Regions from separate parts of the Mus musculus genome. Here region 2 is linked to region 1. A link is a loop called in an ENCODE intact Hi-C map of the cell type or tissue named here. Cell type or tissue: left cerebral cortex. All regions are shown on one strand. Links, peaks and the distances in the headings refer to the core of each region. The heading gives the core; the rest is flanking DNA.

What was found. A loop is a pair of places that touch in the nucleus more often than their neighbours do. Peaks named below come from ENCODE experiments on the same cell type or tissue, not always from the same donor. Only the 100,000 strongest peaks of a DNase experiment are listed, where the experiment ranks them.
Region 2: a loop joins it to region 1, with 2.5 times the contacts of the local background. A loop is called at or near these places in 6 of 42 quality-filtered maps.

The regions. Positions count from the first base shown.
Region 1 is chr2:120,169,281-120,178,920 of GRCm38, forward strand. It overlaps Pla2g4e (phospholipase A2, group IVE), which reads right to left. Exons shown (of 20, transcript NM_177845.4): 13 at 7,442-7,664; 14 at 4,973-5,087; 15 at 4,373-4,510; 16 at 2,438-2,545; 17 at 1,828-2,031; 18 at 749-915. Among named protein-coding and RNA genes, the nearest start is that of Ehd4, 20 kb to the left of the region's middle. In left cerebral cortex, for the core only: CTCF peaks have their summits at 1,627 (motif pointing left), 4,622 (motif pointing right) and 8,109; DNase peaks (open chromatin) are centred at 1,617 and 4,625.
Region 2 is chr2:120,239,633-120,249,272 of GRCm38, forward strand. It overlaps Pla2g4e (phospholipase A2, group IVE), which reads right to left and starts at 5,703. Exons shown (of 20, transcript NM_177845.4): 1 at 5,054-5,703. The coding sequence starts at 5,275. In left cerebral cortex, for the core only: a CTCF peak has its summit at 5,986; DNase peaks (open chromatin) are centred at 3,780, 4,202, 4,579, 5,666 and 1 more place; H3K4me3 peaks cover 3,182 bases; H3K27ac peaks cover 3,034 bases.

The sequences.
Region 1 (9,640 bases), core at 1,145-9,144:
GCTCTGTAGACCAGGCTGGCCTCGAACTCAGAAATCCGCCTGCCTCTGCCTCCCAAGTGCTGGGATTAAAGGCATGTGCCACCAACGCCCGGCTCATTGCTCTCATTTTTGTCTGTAATTCCCTTCTTCTCCCAGCTTTAGGCTGGATTTTATGTCAAAGTCAACCGGAAAAAAAAAAAAAAGAAAAGAAAAAAACAAAACAAACCAAAAAACAAAAACCAAAAAGCTCAGGATTTTCCCTTAAAGAGAAAGTAGTAGTAGTAATAATATAAATTCAATTCCCAGCAACCACATGGTGGCTCACAATATTTCTAATGGGATCTGATGCCCTCTTCTGGTTTGTCTGAAGATAGCTACAGTGTAGCCATATACACTATATGTGTGTGTGCGTGTATCAACAATACCACCATTGGTCACCTGTGTGATCATATGGAAAAAAATTTAAAAATAAGATACTACAAACGAATCATGATTTTTTTTTCAGCTGAAAAATGACCAAGTATATCAGATGCTCAAACGTGATAATAAAGTTGCCATTTACTGAGTGCATGTAAACCCCAAGTCCCAGCGCATGAAAGCCGGCCAGTTGCCTGTGAGATTTAGTCCTCTAGCCTGCACCGTGCCATGCCTTAGTCTCAGAGTGTGTTTGCAGAGCACATTCTTCCATTGCAGCCGCTCAGGCCTCTGAGGTGATGGTGCTGTAACCGCGCAGGAGCCCTGAAGCCGGGGATGTCTCTGTAATACTTGCCTTTGTCTGGGATCCTGCGCAGTAATTGAGGTGGATGATAAGGTCGACTTTTCTCTCTGGCCTAAGGAGGGGTGCGTAGCTGGAGTTGACAAAGAACGCAGTGTCCAGCAGGTTCAGGTGTTTTGCAAACTGTGTCAGCTGGTTTGGGAAGGTGTCCAGTACTGTGTCTGAAAGTCAAGCCTTCTCGTTACCATCCTACCAGGTGACCTGATGTCAGCTGTGGGTGAGGTGAAGGCCCTGGTATGTACTGAGTGCCCTCCCTGGAACTTTCTCTCTTCAGCCCCGGCCTCTAGCCTCCCACATACTCCCTAGGGCACTGAGTCCTACTTTTCTGTGTAGGCTAGTGGACACCAGCATGCTCTTGAAGCTTTAGCAAGTCTTCTATGGGTTATGCACACAAACCCACTGTGACCCATCCATAGACCTAGTGGTGAAGAAAGGGCTTAAGGGCATCTTATAAACTATGGATACCCACGGACCCAGAGTTATCAGCCCCGTTGTCACCAGAAAGCAAGGACAAAATAACAGTCCATGCTGAAGGGAATTTGCAGGCTGTGGACAAATAAAACAACAGAGAAGATTGCCATATGGTGGGATAGGACGAATGTTAGCCCTAGTCCCTAAAGCCTTTTCAAGGAGGCATACAGAATCCCAGCTATGAGAGTGTGGCCTAAGGCCTGGGGCTGTGAGACTGAGCTGGGTTGTGTGTCCTCAACTGCAATGGGGGCACCACTCACAGTCAAAGGTGCTCCCAAAAGATATTGCTAAAAAAGTCCATATTTTTCCATTTGTACAACTGGGCCAACTTCTGAAGCTGGAACTGCTAGGAAGATTCTGTGGTCACAGTCAATTAACTAATTAATGCCTATATTGCCCCCTGCTGGCAAAGCCATATTCATTCAAGCTCTCAGTCATAAATAGAGTGTCATGCCCTGCCCCACTCCCCTCCTCGCCACCTCCCTTACCCAAGCTGGCTGTGTTCTGCCCATTAACATGACCAGAGGAGACCATCTTCCTCTATGGCCACATCCATGCTTGCTTTTCCTTCCTCCCAACTTTGCCAGCCCAGGTTGTGGTACCTTTCCACATAGAGAACTGCCTGTTCTGTAAGTAGTCAGTATGCAGCTGCATCCCGTACAGGAAGTTGTGGAACTCAGACACGAAGGGCCTGCGTGTGAGGATTTCTCGGAAGGTGTTGGACAGCCATGTCGTTGGGATCACTACTGTGGTCTCTAGGGGGTTATCGTCACACCTAGGGATTTCAGGCAGGATGGGATCATCTTCTGTAGGGAGAAGGGATAGAGGGCAGGTTACAAAAGCTGGGGTAGTACCTGGTTGCTTGACCCCAGAGAGCGATCCATTTTATGAGACAAGGGTGGAGGATATGGAGGGTATAGAAAAGGAGAAAGAGAAGGTAGGAAGGCCCCGGCGAGGATGGCGAGCCCAGAAGTTTGGTTTTTCTCTGTGCTCACAGATTCCCTAGGCTTATCAGCTCTCTGGATATCAGAAGCATCCTTCTGGCCTCAGCATGAGTACCGCCTACAACCGCCCTGCCCCCAGTGATGCTCTAGGCAAACTGCCTTCCCATGTCTGGGGTGATGTGGAAACCCTGACAGGCAATCAGTCCTTGCTTCATGACCCATACCCAGTATATTCACTACCCAAGAGGGGAACTAGGGTGTCACCCACCGATGTCATGCAGTCTCTCCCTTGTCCACCTATAGAAAAACTCCTCTGAGGTGTGAGACAAATTCCAGGCATCAAGCAGGTTCAGGGAAAAGATGCTACTCCACAACCCTAGAGAAGCAGAGAGGTCATGAGCAACTGTCCCCAGACTCCCTGCCTGCCCACCCCAACTCTCACTGGTTCGGCCTTATCCCCATGCCTACTCTAGGCCAGGCTATTTGGAGGGTGGGGCAGGGCAGGGCCGACTTGGATTTCTGTCTCCCACAGGACAGTTCTATGCAGACTGACGGTACCAATGCTCAGCTCTTTTTCTCCCTTCCCTCAGTGCAGGGAGCAGGGAGTGCTTAAGGCATAGCTATGTCGGGGAATGACAGCTGAAAGTGTAGGCTTTAAGTTCAGGCCCTGCTCTGATCTTGCATCAGTCTACATGAAGAAAGCATTAAGACAGTATCTGGTATACAGTAAGCCTTGATACACATAAGGCTGGATCTTACTTTTAATGTAAAATTTATATAGTAATATTATAAAGATACATTAAAATTTCAATAATAATAATAATAATAAAGCCAGATATAGGAACTCACATCTGTAGTCCCAGTAGGGAGGTTGAAGCAAGAGGACTGACATGAATTTGAAACTAGCCTAGGATATTTATAAAATAAGTTCCAGGCCCACCTGGGCTACAGAGTGAGACCCTATCGCCAACAAGCAAATACTAATGATTATATTCTTAACTTAATTTAATTTCTCATCTTACATGGAGATGAGAAAACAGGTCCAGAGAAATTAGGTAATAGACAACCTCTGTGCAGCTAACATGTGAAGAACCAGATCAAACTGATCTACAGGTTTGAGAAGCATATGGGACCAAGTCTCAGGGAAGAAGGAACTGTGGGTTGTGAGCTGCAGTGTGGAGTTCGTAGAAGAAATGAGCCTTGAGTTAGATTTTCTGAAATGGGTTGCTCTGGAGTAAGTCGATAGACATCCTGTTTAAATAAAAGAAGTTCAAGCCGGGTGGTGGCGCATGCCTTTGATCCCGGCCCTCGGGAGGCAAAGGCAGGCGGATTTCTGAGTTCGAGGCCAGCCTGGTCTACAAAGTGAGTTCCAGGACAGCCAGAGCTGTCCTGTCAGTCTGTCAGTATACAGAGAAACCCTGTCTCCAAAAACAACAACAAAACAAACAAACAAAAAAAGAAGTTTAAACAGCAGCCCTTGAAGCTGTAATGATAGGCTTATTTTCTGAGGTCACTTTTTGCAGATGAGACTCTGAAGCAAAGGACAAAGATTGGCTGTCACAGTCCGTGGACCCTGTACTCAGTGACCTTGGCTTCTGAGGAACCAAAGAGCAAGGAACAGGGAGCTGGCTAGGCTTCCCCAACCAGTGGCTCTGTCCTTTCTGTTGGGGGTCTTCTCTGCCTGGGATCTGAGATGCTGTGTCTTTCCTGCAAGCAGACCCACTGCTGCCTGGAGCCAGGCAGGGAGAAAGTTGGGGTGCTAATCTTCTCTCTCATGGGGCTGGAGAGATGGCTCAGTGGTCAAGAGCACTGACTGCTCTTCTAGATAGAGGTCCTGAGTTCAAATCCCAGCCACAAATATCTTTTTAAAAATCTTTTTTTCCTATCTCAGCTTTCCATATCTCAGATCTTCCATGCAAGATCTTCTGAGTAAACCTCAAATAGACCACAGGAGCCCAGGGTGCTGGGATCCTCCCTTTACTGAAGTCTCCCTGGGCCTAACAGGCTTTGGGAAGATTAGAGCAGTTGCGATCTGGAAGTAGATTCAGGAGCTCCTCCTGGTTTCATGCAAAGCAGCAAATCCAGAAAGTTCAAGAGCTCAAGGCTAAGCAAGGCGACCAGCAATGGGCCCGGATTCTCCCTGTTATCTGTTAGTCAAAGGCAGGCCTGGCCCTCTCTGGGGCTGAGTATCTTAGGGAGTCACCTAGCATGTAGCACATCTCCGGCTCAGGAATCCTCTTCATCAGCCGCCCCATGAAGAACTCGGAGCCAAATAACTCGCTGGGGATGAAGGCTCCGTACTTCTGCATGCCCACCTCGTAGGGGGAGAACTCGAACCATTCTGTACACAGGGAACAACATTAGTCTCAGGTTGGGGAGTCATCCACACAGCCTTCCCTCCAGCCCCCCAGTGGCTCCAGGGCCATGGGGAGCTTGCGATTGCAAGTTGCAGTTCCCCTTTGTTACACAAGGGGGCACTTGCTGCAGGACAAAACAACTCTACAAATCGCTGGGCTCAACTTTTGCTCCCTGAAGTTGGATAAACAGGGGCAAAAATGGACCCTTCTACGTTCCCCTTTTGAGCAGCCTGAGAAAATCTTAGAGTTTCATTTTTCACCGTCTTCATTTCTCACTGACTCTTTAGATAAGCCCCGGAACGTTAGGAGACACTGCCTGATCGGCTCCACTTATGAGGGAGATTTCTTCAGCTGTGGGGCACTGTTTATTGATGTGGAGATTGGTAAAGGGTGTGTTGTACCCGCCAAGAAGGGACCCCATCTAAGTCACTAGCCAGCAGCGTTACCTCTGAAATCCTGGTTGCTTACATCATCCTTGACATTGATGGTGAGGTAGATGGGCAGAGGGTTCTGTCCCCTGCACAGAGCAGCTCGCTGATCTGACAGCTTGCATTCGTTTTTCTGTAGGGACACCAATGCTTAGCGGAGGTTGCTGACACTAAGTCAGTGAAGAACAAGAGAACAATCGGAACCCTTAACAGCTATTTCCAGGCTCCAGATGCCCCCAGGTGACTTGTATTGGCTGCAGCCGACTGGAGCTGTCAACTCTTAAATGCATTTGGAGAATGCATAGCTTCTTCTTAGGCTGCCTGGCAGCTAAGTAGGGTGGGGCTGGCTCTGTAATTTAAGGCTGTCTCCTGGGGTCTCAGGGTTCTCGTGTCTCAGGAGCTAGAGGATCTGGTGGAGGTCAGAAAGGGCACCATGGTTCCTTCTTAGTGCTATTATTTCCCATTCACTACTGAACCTGAGTGGCACCAGGAAATTTTGTCTTATTATTTTGGTGTGTTGGGTTCTCTCAAAATTTAAGAGGAAAATCTCTTTCCCCTGTCCCTCCCTCCTTATTTCTTCCTTCCTTCCTTCCTACCTTCCTTCCTTCCTTCCTACCTTCCTTCCTTCCTTCTTTCCTTCCTACCTTCCTTCCCTCTCTCCCTCCTTTCTTCTTTCCTTCCTTTCTCCCTCCCTCCCTCCTTCCTTTCCTCCTTTTTTTCCTTCCTTTCTCCCTCCCTCCCTCTCCCTCCCTCCCTCCTTTCTTCCTTTCCTCCTTCCTAACTAGAGGCTTAAAAACCTGAAAGTAGGTGACAGTCTAGGTAAACCCCAAGTCCCAAGAGTTCTGTGTGTCATTAAGGCAAATCCTGACACCTGGGCCACTGTGTCCCAAAGTGAATCAGGCAGCACAAATGAGGCAAAGCTGAGGTACTAGGGACCCAAGCTCTGACTATCTGTGGTTACCCTGTGCATAAAGACTCCGGACCCTGGGTGGAATGGCAAACACTTGTGCTGGCCAACAACTCTTAGCCCTTCTCTGAAGCAAAATAGGGTACTTATCACACGTGGACCCAGAGATCTGAACAATATAGGATTAAATGTCCTAAAAGTAAAGCCACAGACTCAGGGAAGAGCCCAGTTGGGTCAGGAGTACTGGAGGGCAGTGGGTTCCTGCTGCAGCCAGAGTGGAAGAGCAGAGGCCTCCTCCTAGCCGTGCCTCTCTCCTCCTAGCCCAGTTCTTCATTGCACGAGAGCCTCAGAACACTCAGACTCTCTGCCTAGAAAGCTGTCGTGTTTTCTCCTCATCATGTGGGCTACTATCGATTATTATTGCTACAAATTGTTTTGATGCCCGTTGTGATATTGCATGCTTTTAATCCCATCATGTGGGAGACAGAGGCAGATGGATCCAAGGCCCTCTTCTGACCTCTGTGGGCACACGTGGTACAACCCCCCCCACCCCCCACAGACACCCCACACACACACACACATACACACACGGAGGTGAAACAATCATACACATAAAATAAATCTAAATAATTATCTTTCACCTAAAAAAAATGAAAGAGGAATAAGTAAATATTACAGATGAGAGCTAGCCCAGTTTGGTGGCACATTCAGGTAATCCCAGCACTTGGAAGGAGGAAGCAAGAGAATAACTACAAGTTCAAAGCCAGCTCCAACTATGTGAGTCCCAGGCTAGCCTGGGCTATACAATGTGAGACTTTATCTCAGAACAACAACAAAAAATAAGAGTCAACTTATTGTTGACTGCTCAAAATGCCTCATTTCCTTTTCTTTTTATGTGTTTCATGTGTTTATATGTGTGGTATGCACACATATACTTAATGTGTGTTTGCATGCATGATGGTGTATGCAAGTGTGTATGTATGTATATATGTATGTATGTGTGTGTATGTGGGTGTATGTGTGTGTACATGTGTATGTATGTGTGTGTATATGTGTGTATGTGTGTATAGATTCCAAGGTTGACATCAGCTGTCTTCTTCAATTGCTTCTTACTTTGTTTGTTGAGGAAGGGTCTCTTGCTGGATCAGGAACTTAACACAAGGGTCTTGCTGTGAGTCTTTCCAGGCCACACAACACTTACATGCTTCTGTTTGGTTTTTCCTTGTCTTTGTGGGGTCAGACTGAAAGCATGATTAACAGCTCTCTAGCTCTGCTCAGCTCCTTTCCCATTTTCTCCTGTGGATGCTTTGGAATGGCTTTCAGAAAATACGCTTCGTGTATGCAGGGGAGCACCCAGGCTCGCCCAACATGGGGTCTTAGTTCTCTGAAAGGGATGTGAAAGATGACCTCACCATCTTTATCACCCCAATATGTGTTTGGACACCCCATGATTCTTCCAGCATGATGGTGCACCTGCAGGTCTAACCTAATGTTTTTGGCCATAGAGGCTCAGAGGAGGAAAGACTATGATTTGATACCAGTCTAGGCAGGTGGGACCCAGGAAAGACTTGAACACTCACTTTATCTCCCAGACTGTACTCGATCAGCTTGCCCCAAAAGTCTGTAAACGTGGTCTTATAGCCCTCCTGGCTATGCTTTTGGAGGTCCTCTCGCCATTTGTAGAGCTGATCTGGGAACAGGGCAGGCATCTTGTCTTTGACAACATGTCTCCGGGCCTCAAAGACAACAGTCTCCAGGTTTTTGGAGGACCACTCAGGATCACTGTACAAGGTAGCCATAGTCCTGGTGAGAGACAAGCACAGATGACCCTAGACCTGGTCTGAGCAACTCTATGTCCAGATGGGACAGAAGATGGGCAGATCATGAGATCATGGGGAGTCCCAAACCTGGCAGGAGAAGAGCCCAGAGGAGAGGGAATGAGGGAGGCCTGTGGCAAGAGACAAGCAAACACTGCACCTCGTAACTGACCGTTTCCCTCTCTTGAATGCATGTTGTATGTTGGGTGTATCACGATAGTTGAGATAAGAATTCTGGGCTCAGGGCTGGAGAGATGGCTCAGTGGTTAAGAGCACCGACTGCTCTTCTGAAGGTCCTGAGTTCAAATCCCAGCAACCACATGGTAGCTCACAACCACCCAGAATGAGATCTGATGCCCTCTTCTGGTTCTGGTGCATCTGAAGACAGCTACAGTGTACTTAGATATAATAATAAATAAATCTTAAAAAAAAAAAAAGATTTCTGGGCTCAGATCTTCCTGGGTTCAAAACCAAGCTCTACCACTCACTTGCTATGTGATCTTGGGGAAGCTACTTAGCCACTCTTTGCCTCAGTGTCCCTAACTGAAGTGGCAAAGAATTGTGATTGGTGTACCCAGCTCATACAGTTCTTGTAAAAAAAAATTAAAAAATCATAAAAGCTAGCATTGTGTGAAGCACCAGAGCTGTGAAGAGGTAGGGATGGGAACATCTGATTCCTGGATTGGCTGATTCCGGACTAGGACACTAATTCAAGCTTCACTTCCTGGAGCCCAGAGCTGCTCTTCCAGAGGACCCAGATTCAACTTCTAGTACCTACATAACAGCTTACAACTATCATTAACTCCAGATCTAGGGGATCCAACACCCTCTTCTGGCCTCTGCAAGCACCAGGCATGCACATGCTGCACAGAAATACATGCAGGCAAAACACTCACATACTTAAAGTAAGTATTGAAAAGGTTTGTTTCATCTCGTTGCTCCTCCTCTGCCTCTTCTCCTTCCCCTTCTTTCTCATTCTCCACCCCCTCTTTTCCTCCTTAACTTTTATGTGAGCCGGGCGTGGTGGCGCGCACGCCTTTAATCCCAGCACTCCGGAGGCAGAGGCAGGCGGATTTCTGAGTTCGAGGCCACCCTGGTCTACAGAGTGAGTTCCAGGACAGCCAGGGCTATACAGAGAAACCCTGTCTCGAAAAACCAAAAACCAAACCAAACCAAACCAAACCAAAACAAAACAAAAAAACCTTTTATGTGGACTGTGGTGAATGGAGGCAGCAAGGCTGGGCCTGAGGTCCTCTCTGTCTCCTGCTTGCCCCACAGAAGTCCAGCATGGCTCCGCTGAAGCGACTTAACTTTACAGTTATTTGGTAGCGGCCTTTGAACACAGGCCCTGGACTGAGTTAAAGCCCAGGTTTGGGGTCCAGTAAGATGGTTCAGCAGGGAAAGATGATTGCTGACAAGCATGGCTACCTGAGTTTGATCCTGGGCATCTCTGTGGTAAGAGGAAAGAACCAAGACCTGAAAGTTGTCCTCCACACGGGCATAGTCACACAAGCATTGTGTGAGTACACACGGACACATAATTTAAAATAATCTTTTAGAAGAAAGCTTTAAAAACTCCAGTCACGAGCTGAATGACCTTGACAAGCAATGGTCAGCTAACTCTCTGTTCTCCAGTTCAGTGGTCCTTAGCTGGGTCTGGGTCTGACTCTGTTGGATCAAACTTCTGTATGTCAACGTAGGGAAGGGCCCTCTTTATTCTGTTCCAGAGCACCCACAGTGGCAGGAGAATTTGTCTAAGGACTCCCAATATACAAACAAGTGTCTCCTTCCTTCTTAGGACTGGTTCCAAGAAAGATGGAAAATGGTGGGATTTCTTCTACAGATAGTACCCTGCCCTCCATAAAACTTATTTGTTACTTTCATACTTTTGAAAAGTTTCCCCAAACCCATTGCTAGTGTTTTATTAATTTAGTCTTCATTTATTAACAGGGTTTTATATAG
Region 2 (9,640 bases), core at 1,138-9,137, 70 kb after region 1:
TATTTGTTTTCCTGGATCTCCTGTCACCAGGTGTCATCCTCCACTGATGTCCTAACACACAGATGAATCAATCCTTAGGCTGAAGCCCTCCAGTGGCTCTCTCTGGACCACAGACGGAAGCTAAGAAGGCTGCTTCTGCCGTCTCTGGACCACTGACATCCTGATCTTCCCCTGCTTTCTGCCCACCAGATACCCTGGTTATCTGTTTCTAAAACCGATGAAACTTGTGCCTACCCCAGGGCCTTTGCACTTAGGAATGTGTTCTTTTGGGGACACATTCTCATCATTCCTCGCATCCTGAAGATTTTCATTTAAATGTTAACAAAATATCTGCCACACTGTCTCTGCGGCTAGTCACACGCTGACACACGCCTTGTCCTTTATATCACAATAGTATTATACTTATTCTCAGGCTGTCCTTCCAGCGGACATGTAGGTTGCATGAGAGCTGGCTCTCGCATGACTTGCTCAGTGCTGTCTCCCACTCCTGAAACAATCAATCCTAGGCACATTGTAGGAACTCAACACACATTTGTTCACCGAGCTAAAAAAGAAGCCGCCTCTAATGTGCTTCCTGGTTTTCTCAGGAGAATGTGGCAAGCCTGAGAAGAGTTTCCCAAGAACACTGGGCAGGGAATGTAACTCCAGGGAGGGAGGCCCAGTCACCCTGATGAGCTGGGATTTACTGGCGGCTACACACTGCCCAGAAAGAAGAGTTCATATGGGTGGTTCTAGACAGAACCCTCCAAATACCAAAGCAGAGAACCGAGAAGAAGCCATTTTAGAATTAGTGAGCTGTTCCTTCAAAAGCTACCATGTGATTATTATCAAGGACTCCATGTACACCATATGTGCCCACATGTCCCTAGTCACACATGACCCCTGCAGAGCTGGCTAAGGCTGTGGCCACTTAATCTCTACACATTTTACAAAGGTCTTCATGGATGACCACCTGAGCAGCCTCTGAAAAAATATCATGGAAATTGACAGTTCATTATAGAGCCCAACGTCACTATAGAGTACCTACGTGCACACTGTGGAATATTAACCAAGCCATAGGGTTATAATTATGAAGTTCCAGAGTTATAGCTCAGTACTAGAGCTATCTTTTTTTTCCCTACCATTTTTGATGCCCTCGGTTTGATGTCCACTACCACACCCAGAAACACAAAAATGTAATCATGAACTTTAGGCTTTAATCTAAAAAACATACCTTAATTTTAATGTATGCCTTGGGATAGATATACCCAAATATTATAAGCCTAATTGCATAATATTATGTAAGAAAAAAACTGAAGGTAGATTATTGTAGTAGGTTGAATGGTTTACAATATATCTGCCTCAATATTTTCCAAACATTTTAAGATAACTATGATTGATGACAATTAAGGGAATATTTGCCAATAACTAATACAGGAGTTTGAATCTTCCAAACATGAAGAAATGATAAATGTCTGATAGCCACATCTACTTAAATGTCACAGTGTGTCCCATAAATATATGAAGCTGCTATGTGTTAAAATACTTTTGGTTTGTTTAGGTGCATTTTGTGTGTGTGTGTGTTTGTGTGTGTGTGTGTGTGTGTGTGTGATGCTGGGGACTGACCCCAGGGCTGTGTGTGTGTGCATGTGTGTAATACTGGGGTTGTATGTGTGTGATGCTGGGGACCGACCCCAGGGCCCTCCCTGTATAAGTAATTTCTGGGTAAGTGCTCTACTACTGAGCTCTCATCCTAACCTCCAAGTATATTTAAATAGTTAATTTTTTTAAAGATCTGTTTTAATTATGTGTATGCATCTGTGTATGGGTGTGTTCATGTGAGTACAGGAGCTCAAAGTGGACAAAAGAGAATGTTGGGTCCCTGGAACATCACAGTTCTCCTCCTGTACTGCATGACAGCAGATGCCATCTCACCCCTCCTGTCCTGTCTGCCACCCTCCCCTCCCTCCGTCTTCCCTACCTGGACTCCAGCACCCGTTACTCTATTCTTTAGTAGTTTCATTTTCTACACGTACAAGGCGGTACACAATACACTACTGACTGCTGAGACATCTCCCCAGCCCCCTCTAGTATATTTTAAAAGAGACTTTAAGTCAGGCATGCTGAGGCAGAGACAGGCAGACCTCTCTGAGTCGGAGGTCAGCCTGATCTGCATAGTAATACTTTGTAGATTCTTTTTTCCCACCCTCCCTCCCTCTCCTCTCACCGTCTGGGTTCACCTGTAGTTTCATCACTACATAGGCGAGAAAGAAGGTTGGAGGGGGGAGAGATGAAGATCCCTGAGTCTAATTTCTTTCCTTTTGCTTCTCCTTTAAGCCTGAGTACTAATAAGCCTCAATTATCCCCTGAATGACCACCAACCACCATCCCTGAGCATCAAGGCTGGAAAGTTTATGCACCCTCAGAAAAGTTCCCAGAACTCCAAACATCACACAATCACAGAAATTATCTGCATCTGAAAAAAAAAAATCATGTTTCTGTTAGAGCACAAAGCAAATCCTGGTCAGCTGCTGCGGGCGTCCCAAGCAGCCCCACACCCCACACCTGGGATTCAAATCTTCATTCCTATAATATTTCTGTGTGGGTTTGTTTGTTTTTTGCCTTTTGTTTTTTTGAGACAGGGTTTCTCTGTATAGCCCTGGCTGTCCTGGAACTCACTCTGTAGACCAGGCTGGCCTCGAACTCAGAAATCCACCTGCCTCTGCCTCCCGAGTGCTGGGATTAAAGGCATGCGCCACCATGCCCGGCTTATTTCTGTGTTTTTAAAAAAAACAGAATTCCAGAACTCTTATATACAGTGCTATGTAGAAAAACCTTATCTTAAAAAATAAATAAGTAAAAACCAAAAAAAAGAAACCTTAGAAGCAAATCTTAAGTTTAATTAAAAATTTAAAAATTTAAGATTAAATGTATTTTATTGTATTAATATCATACATGAAGTGATAGTCACAAAAATGAAATAATAAAATAAAGTATAAGAATTAAATGTCTGTGGTGGCCTATGTCCCAGATAGGTGGCCTCTCTGCTACGAAGCAGATGGAAGAAAGATAAGGGCATCACAGGTACCACGTCATTCCTAAATGCCAATACATGTGGGAAGGGCAAAGGCAGAAGAGAAGAAACCTAAGGATGGCCTCCATTGCTCCCTCAGGTGCTGGGGCCCTGGGCTAAGCAGCTTATCAACTGCCTACCTGCTATGTCTCCATCCATAAGGAAATAGGAAGACAAAGGAGTTGAGGACCTCTTCTGAGCTAACAGGAGGACAGATTACAGAGCAAGGGGTGGGGTCCTAGCTGATTCCCCAGTGTACACCCAGGCTCTCACCCATTTCAATGAGACCAATACTAAACCGCTGGGCCCTAACTGCTGCCATCACCTTTTAACTGAGCCTCTAGGAGTGAGTCAGGAGGCATAGGATGCTGAGCAGGCAAGGATAGGCCAGCGACTTCCTTACCAAGGCAAAGGGGAGGAAGGCTGTCCCAACTCCTGCCTCTCCTTTTTGCATAGCAAGAGAATGCCTAGCTGGCATCCCCTGGGGGCTCTTGGCTGCTCAGCATCTGTGACTCTGAGAAGGGTCACCATAAGAGGTGCCACCCTTCTATAGAGCCATCACTTTGGTTAAGGGGTGGAGCCATGTTCTCCTGAGGGTGGGGCCACCCACAGCATCCCTCACAAGGCTAGGATGCGTGTATGAAGCTGCATCTTCCAGGAACAGGTATGATGACCCTGTGGTCGAAGCTCAGGATGGATCCACCCAGCCAGGGGCCAGACAAAGGGGAGACGGGAGACCAGTAAGGTCTGTAGGAGGTGAGGGGTCCCCAGCCTCTGCTCCTTGTGAGGGAGACATAGGCCAGGCTCACTGATAGACCTCAAAGTGTGAATCACCATTTCATCCCAGATCCCCAGCAACAAACAGAGGGAAGCAGAGAGAGGGAGCTGACGCACTTTGGCTTTTGTACAGTACGACATTTATCAGATAGGACTTATTTAAGATGTTGCTCCCTTCTCAGTAGCATGTTGCCACATGAACAGCACTGCTGTGTGGATTGCGTGTGGACTGCATATTTGAGCACTTGGTACGGTATGTCCCAGGCACTATGCTGGGTCCTTCACTAGCATGGCCTTCTTTCTTCTCAGTATCTCACGAATAGAAATAGATACCCATCTGTCTTAGTCCCTGTTCTATTGTTGTGAAGAGACACCATGACCATACCAACTCTTAGAAGAGAAAGAATTTAATTGGAGGCTGGTTTGCAATTTTAGAGGCTTAGTCTATTTTTAGCATGGTGGGAGCTTGGTGGCAGATTTGGCAGGCATGGTGATGGAGACTTAGTTGGGAGTTATATCCTGATCCGTAGGTGGGGGTGGGGCAGGGGGCTGAGGTGGGTTGGGAAGGGAGGACTACTGGGCCTGGCAGGGGCTTTGAAACCTCAAAGCCCACCCCCAATGACACATTTCCTCCAACAAAGCAACAGTACTAGTCCTACTTCTACCAAAGCGGTCCACTCCCAGGTGACTAAATATTCAAATGTATGAGCCAATGGGGGCCATTCATATTCAAAACCACCTGTGTGATCTTGAATAGATTCCTTAACAAGGCTGAAGGCTCTGGCGTAACTCCAGCTCCAGGGGATCTGACTCCCTCTTCTGCCCTTGTAGATAACTGTACACATGTGACATACACAAACATAGTCACACACATACATATACAAAGCTTTTTTAAAATCTTTAAAAAAAATAGATGTCTAATATCTCCAAGCTTTATCATCTCACTAAGTGCATACATGAATCCTTGCCTAACAGAGTATTGGATACATAGCAGGATACACTCGTTCAAGGGTTACGACTTCTGTTAGCTGGTTTTCTGAACACAAAGAGGTAAAGACAGGTAGGTTGATGGGGTTGGAGAGGGATCACCTCCAGAAAAAGAAAAAAATTAACAAAATCTGAGCTTTAAACTGCAAGAACACATGTGATCTTATTCAGAGTCAGGAGAGGGGCGGGATCAAGTTTAAGGGGACAGGAGCCTTTCCCCTCAGAAAAAAGACATACCTGAGAACTGCAAGAAGCCATGGAAAGTAAAGGTGAGGAGGGCACAGCAGTCTGTGGGTCCTGTGCATCTTCAAATCCACTGCAGTTTCTTCCTAGCTTGCTGTCTTCTTCCCCTTGTGGGTTCTTTGGGACAAGCATGCTGGTCCCCAGGCCATGGTGGCCTTCTGAGGCGTGGGTCATCCCAGCCACGTCTGCTTCATCGGAGTGTGGAATAGACTGCATAGAGCTGGAGCCGATTTTATCCTCAGGGAAGTTCAGGAGAGGTTTGGGAGAAAGGAAAGGTGTCAGCAGGTTCCTCCAGGAGAAATGTCAGATAAATTTTTAAGGAGGGAGGGAGGGAAAGAGGTCACAGCTTCGCTAAGGGAGCGCCGGAAACATTTCGAGCAACCTGGTTGGCAAGAGTAAAAGAAAGGTTCCGTGGTGTGCAGAGGGTCAGCACGCAACAAGGACTGCGCCGCCGCCGCCGCCCCGCACTACGTAGTGCTAGACGAGGAGAGACCGGCTTTGCAGAGCTGCGATTCAGGCTCGGGGCTGTCTCCAGCTCTGCACTGCAAGAGCTATTTTTAAGCGTGAAACTCAATATATCCCAGAGAAGGGGGGCGGGGGCTGGCGATATGCCTGAGGCTAGCAGGATCTAAAGGAGACTCGCATTCTCATCCCGTAAAGCCATTGCTCAATTGTTGCTCCTCATCCCGCATCTCTGTTTTGAGCTATGAAAACAAATACCCACCTCTAGGCTCTCAGCTGATGGTGGAGACTGGTCATTAACCTTGCCTCTCATTTCGTCTGGCTTGATAAATGATATGATGAAGTTGAAAGAGAATGCACCATGGTATTATGTTTAAAATCACAAAAACAAAAGCAAGCCAGGTCCTCTAGAAGAGCAGCATGCGCTCCTGACCGCAGAAGCTGAGCTGCCTCTCCAGCGCCATCTTGCAGTGCGCTAACACAACACGCTTGCTTAGTTTTTTCTCTTTTTCCTTTCCCCCAAATTTTTTATATATTATACATCCCAATCACAGTCCCATTCCCTCCTCACCTCCCAGTCCCGCCCTTACAAAACCCTTCTCCCATTATCCTCTCCCCTTCTCCTCAGAGGCGGGAGAAGACACACCCCCTTCTTGGGTACCAACTACTCTGGATCATCTAGTCCCAGCAGGACTAAGCACCTCCTCTCCCGCTGAGACCCAACCAAGAAGTCCAGGTATGGGAAGGGACTCTAATGGCAGACAACAGAGTCAGAGACAGCACCCCCTCCAATTGTTAGGGGACCCACATGAAGACCAAGCTGCACATTTGCTACAGGGCATGCTCTTTGGATAATGGTTCATTCAGTCTTTGAGCTCCCATAGGTCCGGTTAGTTGATTCTGTGGGTCTTCTTGTGGTGTTCTTACCCCTCTGGCTTGATCAATTCTATCCCCCACTTTTCTTTTCTTTTTTCTTTTTTAATATTTATTATATTTATTAAAGTACACTGTAGCCGTCTTCAGACACACCAGAAGAGGGCATCAGATCTCTTTTACAGATGGTTGTGAGCCACCATGTGGTTGCTGGGAATTGAACTCAGGACCTCTGGAAGAGCAATCAGTGCTCTTAACTGCTGAGCCATCTCTCCAGCCTCTATCTCCCACTTTTCCACAGGACTCCCCAAACTCTGCCTGATGTTTGGCTGTGGGTCTCTATTTCCCTTTACTGCTGGATGAAGCCTCTCAGGAGACAGTTATGCTAGGCTCCTGTCTGCAAGCAGAGCAGAGCATCATTAACAGTGTCAGGGGTTGGCTCTCTCACATGGCATGGGTTTCAAGTTGGGCAGCCATTGGTTGGCCGTTCTCAGTCTCTGCGCCATCTTCATCTCTGTGCATTTTATAGGAAGGACAAATTTTGGGGTGAAGGTTTTGTGGGTGGGTTGATGTCCCCCTCCCTCCACTGGAAGTCCCACCTGGCTACTGGAAGAGCTGGTAGGTAGAGATCTCAGCTAAGGCTACCCCCATAGACTCCCTGTAGCCTCCTCCCAACCCAGGTCTCCAGCTTGTCCCAGAGATGCTCCCCCCACTGATTTCCATTCTCACTCCCAGCCCCCTCCCTCCCCTTCCCACACCTGATCATCACCATCCCTGTTCCTTTCTTCACCTCCTCTCCCACCCAGTCCCGCACTCCATCCACCTCTGATGACTATTTTGTTTCCCTCTGAGTGAGATTCTCACATCCTCCCCTGAGTCCTCCTTATTACCCAGTTTCTTTGGGTCTGTGGATTGTAGCATAGTTATCTTGCTCTTTATGGTTACTGTCCACTTATAATTAAGAACACACCACACGCCTCTTTCTGGGTCTCAGAACCTCACTCAGGGTGATATTCTCAAGTTCGATCCAGTTGCACAGCAGGCACCTTACTTTCTGAGCCATCTCCCCAGCCTCAGAAGTAAAGATTTCTTTTGGTTAATATTTCGGGGGCTTCATGAAGACAAAGGGGAGCTTATGTACCTCTATGCTGAGTTCTCTGTCCTGGGGAACCTTCTGTTCCTCAATACCCTGCCCCCCCCAATTCCCGCACTCAAGTAAGACCTAGAATGATGGTGGGAGCATGGGCCCAGGCAGCTGAGCAGTTAGAGTCTGGCCATGGGTCTGATCTGGTGTCAGTGCGTGCATGTGTGTGTGCGTGCGTGCGTGCGTGCGTGTGTGCGTGCGTGTGATGATGCAGGTGTGTAGATGGCAGCTCACTGTAATGGGAGAATAGAGGTGTCCTTCCCTGCCTCATAGGATGCTTCTGTGATTTAACCCTTAAATAGCCCCTACAGGCTCAATGCCAGTTGGTGGCATTATTTTGGGGAACCATGGAACCTTGAAAAAGTGTTCTTGCTGGCATAGCAGCTATAGACCTTTGAAGTTATAGACCCAACCCCTGGCTCTGGCCCTACTACTCTCTACTTCCTGGACTGACACATGTAAGGAGCCTTCATCAGGAACTTCATGATGCCTTCCCATCATGCCTTGCCTGCTATGATGGACTGAACCCCCTGAAACTCAGGGTGATATTCTCAAGTTCTTTTAAAGATTTATTTATTTATTTATTTATTTATTTATTTATTTATTTATTTATTATATGTAAGTACACTGTAGCTGTCTTCAGACACTCCAGAAGAGGGCGTCAGATCTTGTTACAGATGGTTGTGAGCCATCATGTGGTTGCTGGGATTTGAACTCTGGGCCTTCGGAAGAGCAGTTGGGTGCTCTTACCCACTGAGCCATCTCACCAGCCCCGAGCCAAAACAAATCCATGCAATTGTTTCATACCATGTGAAGTAATGGTAGTCCCCATGATGCCACATCGTACCCTTTCTCCTCTCTCCCTCTCTCTCTCTCTCTCTCTCTCTCTCTCTCTCTCTCTCTCTCTCTCTCTCTCTCTCTGAAATTTGCATTCATTTATTAACTTTTGTGCAGGGAGACACACACAGTACACTTAAGAAGTTCGATTCTCAGCCGGGCATGATGGCACACACCTTTAATCCCAGCACTTGGGAGACAGAGGCAGGTGGATTTCTGAGTTCAAGGCCAACCTGGTCTACAAAGTGAGTTCCAGGACAGCCAGGGCTACACAGAGAAACCCTGTCTCGAAGAAACTAAAAAAAGAAGAAGAAGAAGAAAGAAGAAGAAGAAGAAAGAAGAAGAAGAAGAAGAAGAAGAAGAAGAAGGAGGAGGAAGAGGAGGAGGAGGAGGAAGAGGAAGAGGAAGAGGAGGAGGAGGAAGAAGAAGAAGAAGAAGAAGAAGAAGAAGAAGAAGAAGAAGAAGAAGAAGAAGAAGAAGAAGAAGAAGAAGAAGAAGAAGAAGAAGAAGAAGAAGTTGTTCGATTCTCTCCTTCCACCAGGTGGATTCTGGAGATAGAATTCAAGGCATGGTGGCAAGCACCTTTATTCACTGAGTCTTCTTGCCAGCCCACTTTCCTCCTCTTCTTCCTTCTGCTCTCCAAGACCCTCTCCTTGCTTGGGTCTAGCTCCCGGTTGTGCTCCATGCTCTGGAGTTTCGCCTCAGCAGAGAGGGTACAAGTGGGGACAATTTGGGACTTGGAACATGTGTCCTATCCTGTGGGCAGAGAGGAGCCCAGTTGAGCCTTCCATGCTTCCGAATCTGAATCCTTTAAGAACGTTTTTGTTCCAACAGACATTCTAGGTGACCAGAGCCCAGTCCCCGTCCATTCCCTACTTGGATAGAATGAGAAGACCCCATGTTTCCCATAGTGATGCCACTGGATTCTTGATGATACTGGCCCCTGATGAGGTCAGTCGACACCATCCTGAATAGCAAGTGTGCTCTGAACTCAAATACACAGACAGTGAAATATTTATAATGACTCCTCCTCAGCCAGAGCTCTGGACCTATGGTGCTTTGTCAATGTGTCCTCTGTCCCTGAAGGGGACTGGTGCAGGGCAAAGGGGCCCACAGGTGGTCAGAGAAGTGAGGTGTTAGGAAGCAAAGAGGGAAAGAGGAACAAGGCACTGAGTGACAGAAGCAGCTAAAGGTGAATGTTACAGGGTGACACCAATGCCTTATGAGGTGATGAGCTACAGAATGACGCTCATGGGGTCACATTA